Regions from separate parts of the Homo sapiens genome. Here region 1 is linked to region 2. Evidence: chromatin contacts called from ENCODE Hi-C or POLR2A ChIA-PET data. All regions are on one chromosome and are shown on one strand. Each heading gives the region's core, a stretch centred on a gene start or an enhancer-like site at or near the end of the contact. The rest is flanking DNA. Distances are from core to core; before and after follow the strand shown.

Region 1 (6,118 bases), core at 834-3,333, 550 kb before region 2:
AGAAGGGTTCTTCCTAGTGAGTGTTCTGTGGAGATACTTCACCAGTCTTGCAAAAGTGGGTCTTTTTTTTCTAATTAAGATGTTTATTTTTAAAACTAAAAGAAAACAGTAAACACAATCAAATACATTCAATATCAAATTTTACCATGCTGCAATTACCAGGCAGCCAAATAACCTCATTTTTCAAAAAATTTAAAGAATTACCTTCAGTTTCTGTATATATTCTAGTAAACATCTCATTGATTGGAAGCCTGTAGCTCTGCATGGGGAATACGTCTAAATGTGAGCCTGCTCTGTTCAGATATTTGTATAAAATGGAACACTGATAGTCCTCACTCGGGTAAATGCCAGGTGAAGCCTAGGTAGACATGTACAGAACATGCTCTCATATCAGGCACGGCAAACAATTTCAAGTCACACTCTGATAATGGATAATGTCTTCAGGGCTTTGAGTACCTCCTTTCCGATTTTTTTTTTTTTCATAATGAATGCATGCAGCTAAAAATTTTCAAGATCCAACTCTAATTAAAAATTTTCTAGTATTCCTCTTTCAAGCATATGAATTACTTCTTTTTTTTTTTTAATGGAGTTCTGCTCTTGTTGCCCAGGCTGGAGTGCAATGGCGCGATCTCGGCTCACCACAACCTCCGCCTCCCGGGTTCAAGTGATTCTCCTGCCTCAGCCTCCTGAGTAGCTGAGATTACAGGCATGTGCCACCATGCCTGGCTAATTTTGTGTTTTTAGTACAGACGGGGTTTCTCCCTGTTGGTCAGGCTGGTCTCGAACTCCCGACCTCAGGTGATCCGCCCACCTTGGCCTCCCAAAGTGCTGGGATTACAGGCATGAGCCACCGTGGCCGGCCCCATGAATTAATTCTTAACTGGAAATTATCCTGAGACTGCAAGGATGGCTGTTAAAAAAATCGTTGACACTTAGTAGCAAATACTTATATGTATAAATAAGTAGTTTCACCTATTGAGAAAAACAGAAACAATGCTGAGAGTAAAATTAACATTATTATCCACAATATTAATTTCAAATGTTTGTATGTACAGTATTAACAAAGCCCATTTCAGTTCTATATAACACACTTTGTTTTACTCAGTAACTTTAAGAAAATTAGTTAATGCTTTGCAACACTGATTCTTGCTGTTATTTTTACAATTAGTACCGACTTCATAATTTATCTTTAAGCACATCACAGGTTTTAAATTACTCCATATTAAACTTCCACAAAACTGTGGAAGTCAACCAAGACTTATTTATCAATTAAACAGTCATTCATTTCACAAACACTTATTGAACGCTTAGGATGTGTCAGACATTGTTCTAGATACTGGGGCTATTGTGGAAAATAAGACAAAGTCCTTTCCCTTAAAGGGAGAGATAATAAACTGGTAAATAAATAATTTCAAGTGCTAAAAAAAAGTACATCCCCTTAATTCAGTATATATTGTTTGAAGTAGCAAAAACCGCAATTACTTTTGCACCAACCTAAAATGAAACAAATGGATGTTAGCTTCTTCACACAGAAAGTATATGTTATTCCAAAGCTACTGATAAGATTCAGAAATTTGTGAGTAAATTACTGTAAGCATACACAGTGCATCCCTACTAAATATATAGTACTAAATGCAGTGAGTATGTATGCCTGTGTGTGCAGCTGTGTATGTGTATATAAATTTGAGAGCTTATTTACAACACAAAGGAAGTTTATTATCAGGATGCCAAAAGAAAAAAAGAAAAAAAAACTGAAAAGATTGATGCACCTTAACTTGATAAATCTTCCAGTAATGAAAAGCAAACAGCTAATTTTCCTCGCCCACAGCTAAATGAAACAGGCAAGAAAAGTTAAGAGGTGACACTGCTCTACCCATATGCAGAAGGCTAACAGAATGTCCAGTCTCAAAGAGTCTGAAATTGAAAATGCTGTATGAGTTTAAGGAGCCTGATCTGTTTCAAAGCCACCAAAAATACAAGCCTACAAAGATAAAAGACTGGCCCATTTACAGGCAACATCACAAAAGAGTTGCCTATCAAACTACAAAAGGAAGGAACTGCAAACAGGAAATTGCCCAGCCCCAGCCATGTGCCTCCCCTCCCTTCCTCTCCACTAACTTCTATAAGCAGAAGCAAACACTGCCGTTAGATTTACCAACAAGCCACAGAGAAGGATGACAGAACACTAGTAGCTGACATCTAATATATTATTGGTTCAATAAATATTTAAAGTAAATGCCTTTATTATTTTGAACCAACTTTTTGATAATTTTACCTACATTTTAAATGACATTTATTTAATCTACAGTTTTTTAATGTCAATGTAAAGTAGTTCTGAAATCAGAATTTACAGAATTGTGAGTCAAAATATAAGCAAAATAATATACTTGGTCCAAACAATAAAAACAAAAACAAAATCACAGTTAATTGTCTGGGTATATCAGTGTCCAATGATTTAAACACACACACTGTAACCACTTTTAAATAATACTGTTCTGTTAAAATTTCTGTATACTCAGCAGACGGCTTAATGTTCAAAAATCAATAGGTCCATTATCAGCAGTTCCAATTAAGCACATTTATATTCAGGTATACAGAAGTATTTAATAGAGCATTCTGACATTCTAATGAGTAACAGCAGGAAAGGTCTATGGACTTCCTAATTTTTTACAGAAACTTGGACTGATGGGCATGATTTCTAGTAGTCTGTATCTATTGAAACAAATAGACACAGATAAAATGACTTCATCTTTTTTTTTTTTTTGAGTCAGGGTCTGGGCTGGAGTGCAGTGGTGTGATCACAGCTCACTGCAACCTCAAACTCCTGGCCTCAAGCAATCCTCCAGCCTCAGTCTCCAGGTAGCTGGGTCTACAGGCTCCCACCACTGTACCTGGCTAACTTACTTTTTTAATGGAGGCTAATAGCACTTATCCACTCTAAAATGGTCTAAATATAGGAAACAAATATAAAAACACAAAGTTTTCAAACAGTTAATAAATCTATAAATAAAAACATGAGAATAATCAACCTCATTAATCAAAAAAATGATTACTAAAACAATGAGGTAGCATTTTTCACCAATTAAATTTCTAAAACTGTAATGTTCATACCCAATATGCAAAGTTTACATGAAATTGGAGATTTCACATAATACCAAATTTAGTATAAACTTGCTTAAGTATAGCAATATGCTCCAAGAGTCTTAAAAACTCTGAAATTTAAAATTATTTACCCTATTTCTGGCACTCTAAAGACAAAAATCCACGAAAAGAAACACTTATAATATAGAAAGAGATGTGTTACATTATAAAAAATTTTGAAAGAAATCTAAAATGTTAAACAATGGTATTCTCTCTAAATGAAATATTATTTGGTCACCTGAATAGCAAAATGGCAAAACATACATAGGCTAAATTTTAAAAGGCTCAAAAAACTACACTGCAATCACACCTAATAAATAATTCAGGTTTAGAACTGCGAGAGAATTTTTCCACATTTCTTCTACAATGTGGTTACTCCACTTTTTAAAGTTTTTTTAATTGTAAGGGAAAAAAACACCCCTATCTTCTCATTAGATTATCCCCTTTTCAAAACGGACATTTAAAATAAAATTAAATTAAAAATTTAAAATAACTAGTTTTCTTCCAGCCTCCCTTCACTCCCCTACCACCAGAAAAAGCATCATCACCTTCATGCTATTCTCCCTGTCTGATGGTTCCTCAGCAACCTGGCCTGCTGGGATTGACCATCTTGGAACCTCCCCTCTCTCCAGGTCTGAACCCAGCCCTCCACACCCACACCAACAGGCAGGGAGTCATTCACCTTAGTATCCTCAACTCCAGGAACAAGGCCTGTTACATGAAAATACCTCAAAAAAACATTTGTTAGATAAATTCATATTTACCCAATTGTACCTATTGCCCGCTTTAAACAATTGTTTATTGCTCACCTGTCCCACATTTTAAGCTAGGCATTGTTTATATGTATATATATTTTATTCCCTAGAACCTACCATAGTGCTAGGAAGGGCTCATAGTAGCTAAACAAAGATTTACTGAACTAATGAATACCTGACTACAGATCTCACAAATTCATTTGGTTTAAACAAAATATTCCCTTAAAATAACATCCTTGGAGAGAAATATACTCCTACCTTCCAGTGAATTATACTAAGCAATAATCAGATTAACAACCATATGAGTGTTGTTACTGAGCCAAGGAAGTATTTAAGTGAAAAATATGATGGACAAGAGGAAGATGGGCAGACAGAAAGAGGGGAAGTAGCTGTCCGATCATCAGGGAGGTAGCCCAAAGGGTCTACGCACAAAAGTGAGTGATAGGAAGTAGGAGACTGGGTCAGAAAACTTTGTGGAAGGCCACACAGCTTCCCTGCCAGGGCCACCAGACATTCCTAAGTGCATACAACGTCAGACACTGCACCGATGACACCTTTATATAAATGACCTCCTTCAGTCCTCACCGCAAGTAAAATAGGGTATTATTATGCCTATTTTAAAGATGAAAAAAACAGGAGTTTGGATAAGTTAACTTGCTCAGGGCATACAACTAACAATTGGATTCAAAGCCCAGTGAGCCTGTGGCTATGTTAAAGTCATTGCTCACAACCACTAAGCCAAATGGAGAATGGCTTCTTTGCAATTAGTCACAGACTTAGCAGTAGAGTATAACTACTTAGGTCTTAAGTGTAGTCTACAAAATAAATAGCCAACACAGACATGGTTAGACAGTCTAAAAACCTCAGGCTTGTTATTCCCAATTCAGACATGACATCTGGTTCAGGCTAGTCTCAGTTAATCCACAATGTAGACCTCTAATTTAGCAATGCAAAGACTTAACAAGTGGGTAAGGAAAGTATATAATGTGGCTACCACCTCTGTTTAAGCATCCTCCACATAACAGAAAAAAAAACTGTATTTCTTTAACTCTGAACTTAATTTTCTAAGCTATACAGTCACACTTATTTTAACATCTTCTCATACATATTATTTTCCAATTCTTCAGTCACGGTGACCTGATCCAAATTCTCCTTGACCTAGGCCTGCAAAACTGAAAACAATATAGTAACACAGGTACTAGTGAAGACTTGGTCTTTAAGCACATGGCAAGAACCTAATTAATTCATACTCATAATTTTAAAAAGCCATCTTTTTCAAACTCATATCAGAGTGTTTTAGATGCTACAATGATCTAAACATCCTAACTTCAAAACTGCACTGAGTGTTGCCCTGGAAGGGAAACACCTTTCTGACAAAGCTGGTCTCTTCTTAAATCTGAGCCTTCCATCTCAAGGAGCACAATGTCACAATGCAGGGGGTGAAGAGATGCTCTACTAGTAGAGGCATCCCTAAAATGGGTGCCTAGCATCTGCTAAGTGTCACTGTGGTCTCCAGTGCCCACATCATTCCAGCAACCCTGGCTTTAAGATCACTGAACATGATGGTCTATATCAGGGTGTCTAATCATTTAGCTTCCCTGGGCCACATTGGAAGAAGAAGAATTGTCTTGGGCCACACATAAAATACACTAACACTAAGGATAGCTGATGAGCTTTAAAAAAAAAAAAAATCTCATAATGTTTTAAGAACGTTTATGAATTTGTGTTAGGCCACATTCAAAGCCAGCCGCAGGTTAAACAAGCTTGGTCTATATTTTATCTCCTTTTTGATCCTTATGACAGCTCTATGAGAGAAAGCATAAAAAGTCTCCCCCCACTTAGATATAAGGAAATAGAAACACAAAAGCTGTGAAATACTTGAAGTCATTATCTAACAGAGAAACCAAAAGTGCCACAAGATGGCACACTCAAAAGTAAGCCATGGTGTTTGTGGCACAACAGTTGAAAAGTAGTTAATGCCACTGAGCTGTACATTTTAAAATGGTTAAGACAGCAAGTTTCATGTTACGTATATTTTACCACAAAAAAATTGGGAAAATACAAGTTTATTTTTTAAAAAAAGGCTAGGTAGTGATGTAATTTTGTATACTTGTTACTACCCTTGGTCTATGCTCTTTACTTTGATTCTGTATCTTTAAAAACCAAAGTTGGCTCAGTCATGACTACAAATATTCTGGTAAAGGGGAAGACACCACTTTATA
Region 2 (6,122 bases), core at 1,674-4,173:
CTATGACATTAATGATGGAGAATGAGATACAATCTTGGCTAAGGAAGGTGTAGTCTCATTACAGAATGTCTTAGAAGTCAGACAGAGGTATTTAAATTTGATTTTATACATACCACTTAATAACAAAGGGAAGAGACTGCATAAGATTATTCTGGCATCTATATTCAGCCATACAGAATAGACAGGCAATCAGAGATATTTGGAAAGAAACTGCAAGCTTAAAAAGAGACTGCAGGAAAAGAGAAGAAATCATCAAAGAATATAAGGTTTCTACCCTGGGAACTATAAAAATGGAGATGCCACGAAATAAACAGGGAAGCTGAGAAATAAAGGATCGAGAATGGGCAGGGGATATTTTTGGACATGCTAGATTTAAGCATATCCAAGTTGAGCTATCCTAATACTATTCTATTGCATAATATCAGGTTGAAGCCAAGGTCCAGGGTGGGAATACATGGAGTGATTCATATCAATGCCTTATATTTATTTAGGGCTTTATCACAAAAAATTCATGTATTATTAATTTTGAGTCTCAAAACCTAGAAAGGTAGAAGAACAGAAATTACCACTTTCATCTCACCAATAAATAAATTAATGCTCAGAATTGGGGCCATGCCCGGTGGCTTATGCTTGTAATCCCAGTACTTTCAGAGGCCAAAGAGGGAGGGTTGCTTGAGTCCAGGAGTTCAATATCAACCTGGGCAACATAGTGAGACCCAGTTTCTACAAAAAAAAAAAAAAAAAAAATTAGCGGGGCATAGTGATGTATGCCTGCAGTCCCAGCTACTTGGGAGGCTGAGGCAGGAGAACTGCTTGAGCCCAGGAAGTTGAGGCAGCACTGAGCCATGATCATGCCACAACACTCAGCTTGGGCAACAGAGTAAGACCCTGTCTCAGAAAAAGAGAAAAGGAAAAAAAAAAAAAAAAAAAAAGAAATGAATGCTCAGAATTAATGTAACTTGCCCCAAGTCAGCTTGTTAGCAGCAGAGCCAGGAGAATTCTGGCTCTAGATCTACCCGTCATCAAATGCTGAAAGCTTCCAAGAAGAAGAAAGCTCAAGGCTTTTCCTCCAAAAGTAGTCATTAGCACAGAGGCAACAGTTGAGGCCATGAGACTGTGTAACTAATTCTTTGAAGGAGAACAGAAAAAGAATTCCTAGCAGATACCCATAATTAATTAAAAAGTGAAAGGAAGAGAGCCTAGTAAGAGACACCAAGTTGACAAGAATATGCAACAGGGGAGGGGGAAAAAAAAATCAAAACCAGAAAAGTGCAGAGTCAGGAAAGCCAAAAATGGAGTAGGTACTCAGTGATTTTAAATGCCAAAGTTGGAAAAAGGCGCGGATTTGGCATGAAGATATCACATTGTATGTGTGAAATTTTTTTCAAAAATTTAATTCTTAAAACATTAGCGAAATTTAAAAATTCCTTTGAAATGTTTATGACTAGCAACATCCATTTGGTACATTAATAAGGGGGACTGGATTTTTCATATATTACACTTCTTCAATGTTGAAAAATTACAAAGGCTAAGAAAATAAAACATCTATTAACTAGCCTTGTAGAAAAGTAATTTGATCTTTTAAATACAGATCAACTATATATAGTTCAACATAACCAGATGAGTTATTGCACTTTTTATTTGCTAAGAAAATATTTTCAGCTTTTACCTACTCCACATTTGAGAAGTTTTTGATATACATAAACAATAGTTTACTATACTTTTTGCTGCAATCTATTTTGTCAATTCAAAGGTTCAACAAAGGAAAAGAGACAGTTATACAAAGGCAAAACTACATGCATACCCAAAGCAAAATTACATATGAAGTAATTTACCAAGTTTTAATAGTAAATGTTATTAGAAATAATATGGGCAATCTTCTGATCATATATTTAACTTCAATCTTAAGTGGGAATTAGTACGCAGAGAAAAGAGAACTATTTTATCCTTATCCTAACACGAGGGATATAAAATATTTTTAATTCAAATCAACATTAATTAGTGATATATGGAGAACACAGCACCATCTTTGCACAAATCAAGTTTTAGACCCTTGGAAATAATATTTATCTTAGAGCTTTAAAACATTTAACAGGACTGCCAATGAATTAAAAGTTTAAAAGACGCAAATGAGCAAATCAAAACAACTTGCTACTGACCTTGTTCAAGTCTGAAGAGGGTCTTTTCCAGTTTCTCCATTTCGTTCAGAAGTAAAATTCGAATCTGTTTACTGTGTCCCATTTTGGCTTCTAGAGGATTTGAAATCTTTCATAAGAATTAAAAGAACTCCACAGTCGAATGAGTTACCCCTATGAAACAAAAAGGAGTTAAAATATCGAAAATAACTATTGCCTTAAACTCTCCAGAGCTGACAGCGGCACTTACATGTTCGAAGTGTGTTTTATGCCTAGCAGAGCAATGAAAGAGAATGAATCTTATAACTATTAAGATTCGAGAAGGCAAATTAATAGTTGTTTCCTGCCTTTGAGCACAACGAATAAGACCGAAATAAAAATGCTGTATTACAGATTCTTACAATTAAAAAATTAAAAACCTAGACCATTCTCAGAGAAAAGCAATACACTTAGGAAAGCCTGAAGTCAGGGGGACATTCCCAGCCCCAAGCCACAGGGCTCTGGAGACTCCGAATGGCACTTCTGCTTACAAGAGATTAGTCTGCTCAAAGATAACAGGTGGGCAATCTCCCCATTCCCAAATTCGGGTCGCCAGCCACCAATGGGGAGATGAGAACAGAGGGAAGCAGTTGTTGCCTCTGGAATAGCTGCCGTAGACAGAAGATGTACAGAGCGAGCTATAGATAGAAAGAATGCGTTTCCCCGCGAGGCCAGCGGCATTCCTAGCACTTACGCCGAGGGAGTTATACGTGCGGCTTCTGGGGCACTGCAGGACCCGCGACTCTGGTGCTACGGTCGGGGGGAGGGGACGGGGAGAAACAGAAGGGGAAGGGCTGGCTGCCCAGCCTCGCACAGAAGCCGCAGCCCAAGGAGGGCCGGGCGCCGTGAAGGGCAAAGGGAGGGGCGGCGAGCGACCGGGGCAGCGCCGAGGCAGCTGGGTGAGAAGCAGGCAGAGTCTCAGCGACTTCGCCTCGCGCGGGTTCCTGGGCGCACCCGGTACCCAACCTGGCCGTGCGCGCACTCGCCCCAGGTGGGAGCGGACCGTACCTCTGGCCCACTTCCGGGAGGCTCGACCCGCCCGCCCCGACCGCTAGTCTCGCGAGAGCGTGGGCACCGCACCGTCTCAGTCGGCTCCGGGCCGGGGGACCTGGAGCCTGCTGCGGCTGAGGCCGGGAGCGGCGCTTTCTCCTTGCCCTGGGGAAGGTGCACCGGCCAAGGCGCGGCCTTCCTTTAACAGCCTGCGAGCTCACAGTTGCACATTAAAATCCCGCGGTACCGGCTGCGAGCTAGGTTGAGCTGCACAGTAGGATCTTTTGCTGGGAAGGGCTGAATGGTGAGGGGCAAACGACCTGGCTTCTGGTGTCTTTTGTGCCACCACGTGTTTTGTTTCTTTGTTTTGATAATTTTTACTTGGCCTAAGTTCTCAGAGTCCTGATTTCTAAGTGTCTAAAATAAGGGGCCTGGCTACAGCCTTGACATTCCAGCCAACACGTGTCCATCACTTCTAGTGCTAACAGACAGGACACATGTTCCTGAATGCAGACCCAGTAGGTAAGGTGTGGCCAGTCTGCAAACCATCGAGAGTGCAAACACCACTGATACTTAACGGTGTCCGGGTGTACCTCATGTACACTAGATAGACCCGGAGATCGTCTGAGATTAAGCTGCACTTATGTTAGGCCAGTAACTCAGAACTTTTTGCAGATGCTTAAGGAGATTTAATGCCTGAGGGTAAAGGAAAACCCATCTTCCAGGGCTTTTGGAGGGCTCCTAATGGTTATGAGAAAATGGACAGAAGATTTGGTTAACTAAGACTTGTGGCGTGTGGAGAAGATTCTTGCATTCTTTATTGTGGAATGACTGTAGGTCCAAAGAGGATATAAGTTAAAAAAAAAAACCCCATACTGAAGTATTTGTTTATTTCTGTAGATTTCTGAGAATGGCTAGTTGCAAATGGTCCGTAACTGACTTTGGGAACCCACAGCTCATTTTCTGGCCCCTACTATTTGCCAGGCACATAAGGTGCTGGGAATGCAGCAATAAAACAGTCACTGCCCTCAAGGAACTCCTACATTTTATTGGTGGGAGACAGATAAATTAAATAAATTATACAGGATATAATATATCCTATATAATAAGAAGGATATGTTATATCCTATATATAATAGGAAGGGGGAAGTGTGGAAGAGTAAGCAGAGAGAGGTTTGCATTTCTAAATATAACGTTCAGTAAAGTGATGCCAAACTGCGAGAAAGAAGAAGTCTAAGGTAGAGGGTTACATGTAGAGGTATAGGAAGTACAAAGGCCATGAGGCAGGAGCATACTTGGTGAACCGAAGAAGATCACCATAGCTGAGTGAAGAAGAGAGTGGTAAGAGATTAGGACAGACAGATGGGGCAGGAGAAGGGATCAGGAGCACAGACGGGTGACCAGATCTTTTAAGGCTTTGTAGGCCATTGCAAGGACTTGGGCTTTTAAACTTTGGAAAAAAAGCCATGGAGATTTTGAACAGAGGAGTGACATAATCTGATTGACCTTTTAAAAGGATCGCTCCGCAACTTTATGGGAAATAGTTGAATAAACTGTAGAGTGTAGCAAGGAAGGAAGCAAGGAGACCAGTTAGAAAGCTATTTTAGTTATTCAAGCAAGAGAAAGTGACTTGTGTGTGTTTTCTCTGTGTCGGGGGGTTGGGGGTGATGGGGGGGAGGTGGTATAGCAGGTGGTGTAGTTGCTGAATTCTGGACTATTTTGAAGATAGAACCTACAGGATTGGTGGAGAAAGGAGTCAAGGATGACTCCAAGGTTTTTGGCCTGAATGAGCAGAAAGCACTGTCCAATAGAAATATTAAGTGCCACATAGGTCATTTAAAATTTTCAAGTAGCCACATTAAAAAAACTTTTTTAAATACAAAAATTAGCCAGGCATGGTGGCACATGCCTGTAGTCCCAACTACTGTGGAGGCTGAGGCAGGAGAATCGCTTCAACCTGGGAGGTGGAAGTTGCAGTGAACCCAGATCATGTCACTGCACTTCAGCCTGGGTGACAGAGCGAGACTGTCTCAAAAAAAAAAAAAAAAAAAAAAGAAAAGAAAAGAAAGTTTTGAAAAAGGTAATATTAATTTTAGCAATATAATTTACTTAATATATCCAAGGCATCATTTCAACATATAACCAATAGAAAAAGTTACTTTATTTTATTTTACTTTTTGAGACAGGGTCTCATTGTCACCCAGGCTGAAGTGCAGTGGTGCAATCATGGCTCACTGCAGCCTCAACCTCCTCCCTCAGCCTTCCTCATCCATTCCCAGTAGCTGGGACTACCAAATGCATTACATTTGGTAAAAGTATTATTTCACAAAACTTCTATTTCTGTTACTTATGTTTTGGTGTACTGAGTCATGTATTCTTACTGGAAGGATTATGGTTAAAAACAAGATTGAAAGTGATTGTTCTAGATTGCATGCTGTGTAAAATGATAATTCATGATTATGAAGTGGTGCCTGGTGTTGAATCCCAGCTCTGCCACTAACTAGCTGTGAAGCTTTGCATGGTACTCAACCTCTTTGGGCCTTGGTTTTTGCAACTATAAAATGGGGATGAAAGTAGTATCTATTGTTAAGTAAATGAGGGCTTAGAACTGTGCCTGATAGAGACTAAGTACTAGCGTACATACAAATGTTAGCAGAGTGAGGCCCTGACCATGTTGTGAAAACAGATCACATTTATGTTTGTCTTCAAGTTCTCCCTTTCCATGCCCCCTCCCACTTTCAGTCTCTCCTATGACTATCTCATTACACTGCCCTCCTGTTGATCACTGTTCTCCAGGGCTCCAAAATTAGCCTTTCTTGCTGTCCTTCCTCCAGTAAAACTCTCACTTTAATGCCCAGTGTTGCAATTAGATATAAGGAGTAAAAGATATTGATGACATCAATTCCTTTAGTAGTGATTTATTCTCATACAAATGCTTGAATTTTACAAGATTTGTAA

What was found. Hi-C counts contacts between places; a loop is a spot of excess contacts on that map. ChIA-PET counts read pairs that join two places held with the same protein, here RNA polymerase II (POLR2A). Pooled maps may share reads with other maps.
Region 1: a loop to region 2 is called in a pooled map, with 2.8 times the contacts of the local background. The contact joins the enhancer-like site here to the promoter of AGL in region 2. A Hi-C loop is called at or near these places in 3 of 50 pooled maps. POLR2A ChIA-PET finds 5 or more read pairs at or near these places in 3 of 52 experiments (B cell, Caco-2 and OCI-LY7).

What each region holds. Positions count from the first base shown.
Region 1 is chr1:100,396,501-100,402,618 of GRCh38, reverse strand. The region is part of intron 4 of CDC14A (cell division cycle 14A); the gene reads right to left. Among named protein-coding and RNA genes, the nearest start is that of CDC14A, 47 kb to the right of the region's middle. Within about 2 kb of position 2,083, at least 12 of the 41 ENCODE cell types and tissues checked have a DNase peak (open chromatin) inside an H3K27ac peak, as active enhancers do; they include B cell, where a contact is called at or near this core.
Region 2 is chr1:99,847,162-99,853,283 of GRCh38, reverse strand. It overlaps AGL (amylo-alpha-1,6-glucosidase and 4-alpha-glucanotransferase), which reads right to left and starts at 2,923. Exons shown (of 34, transcript NM_000642.3): 1 at 2,869-2,923; 2 at 2,160-2,309. The coding sequence starts at 2,241. RefSeq lists enhancers at 1,829-2,802, 3,453-3,602, 2,803-3,777 and a silencer at 2,953-3,272.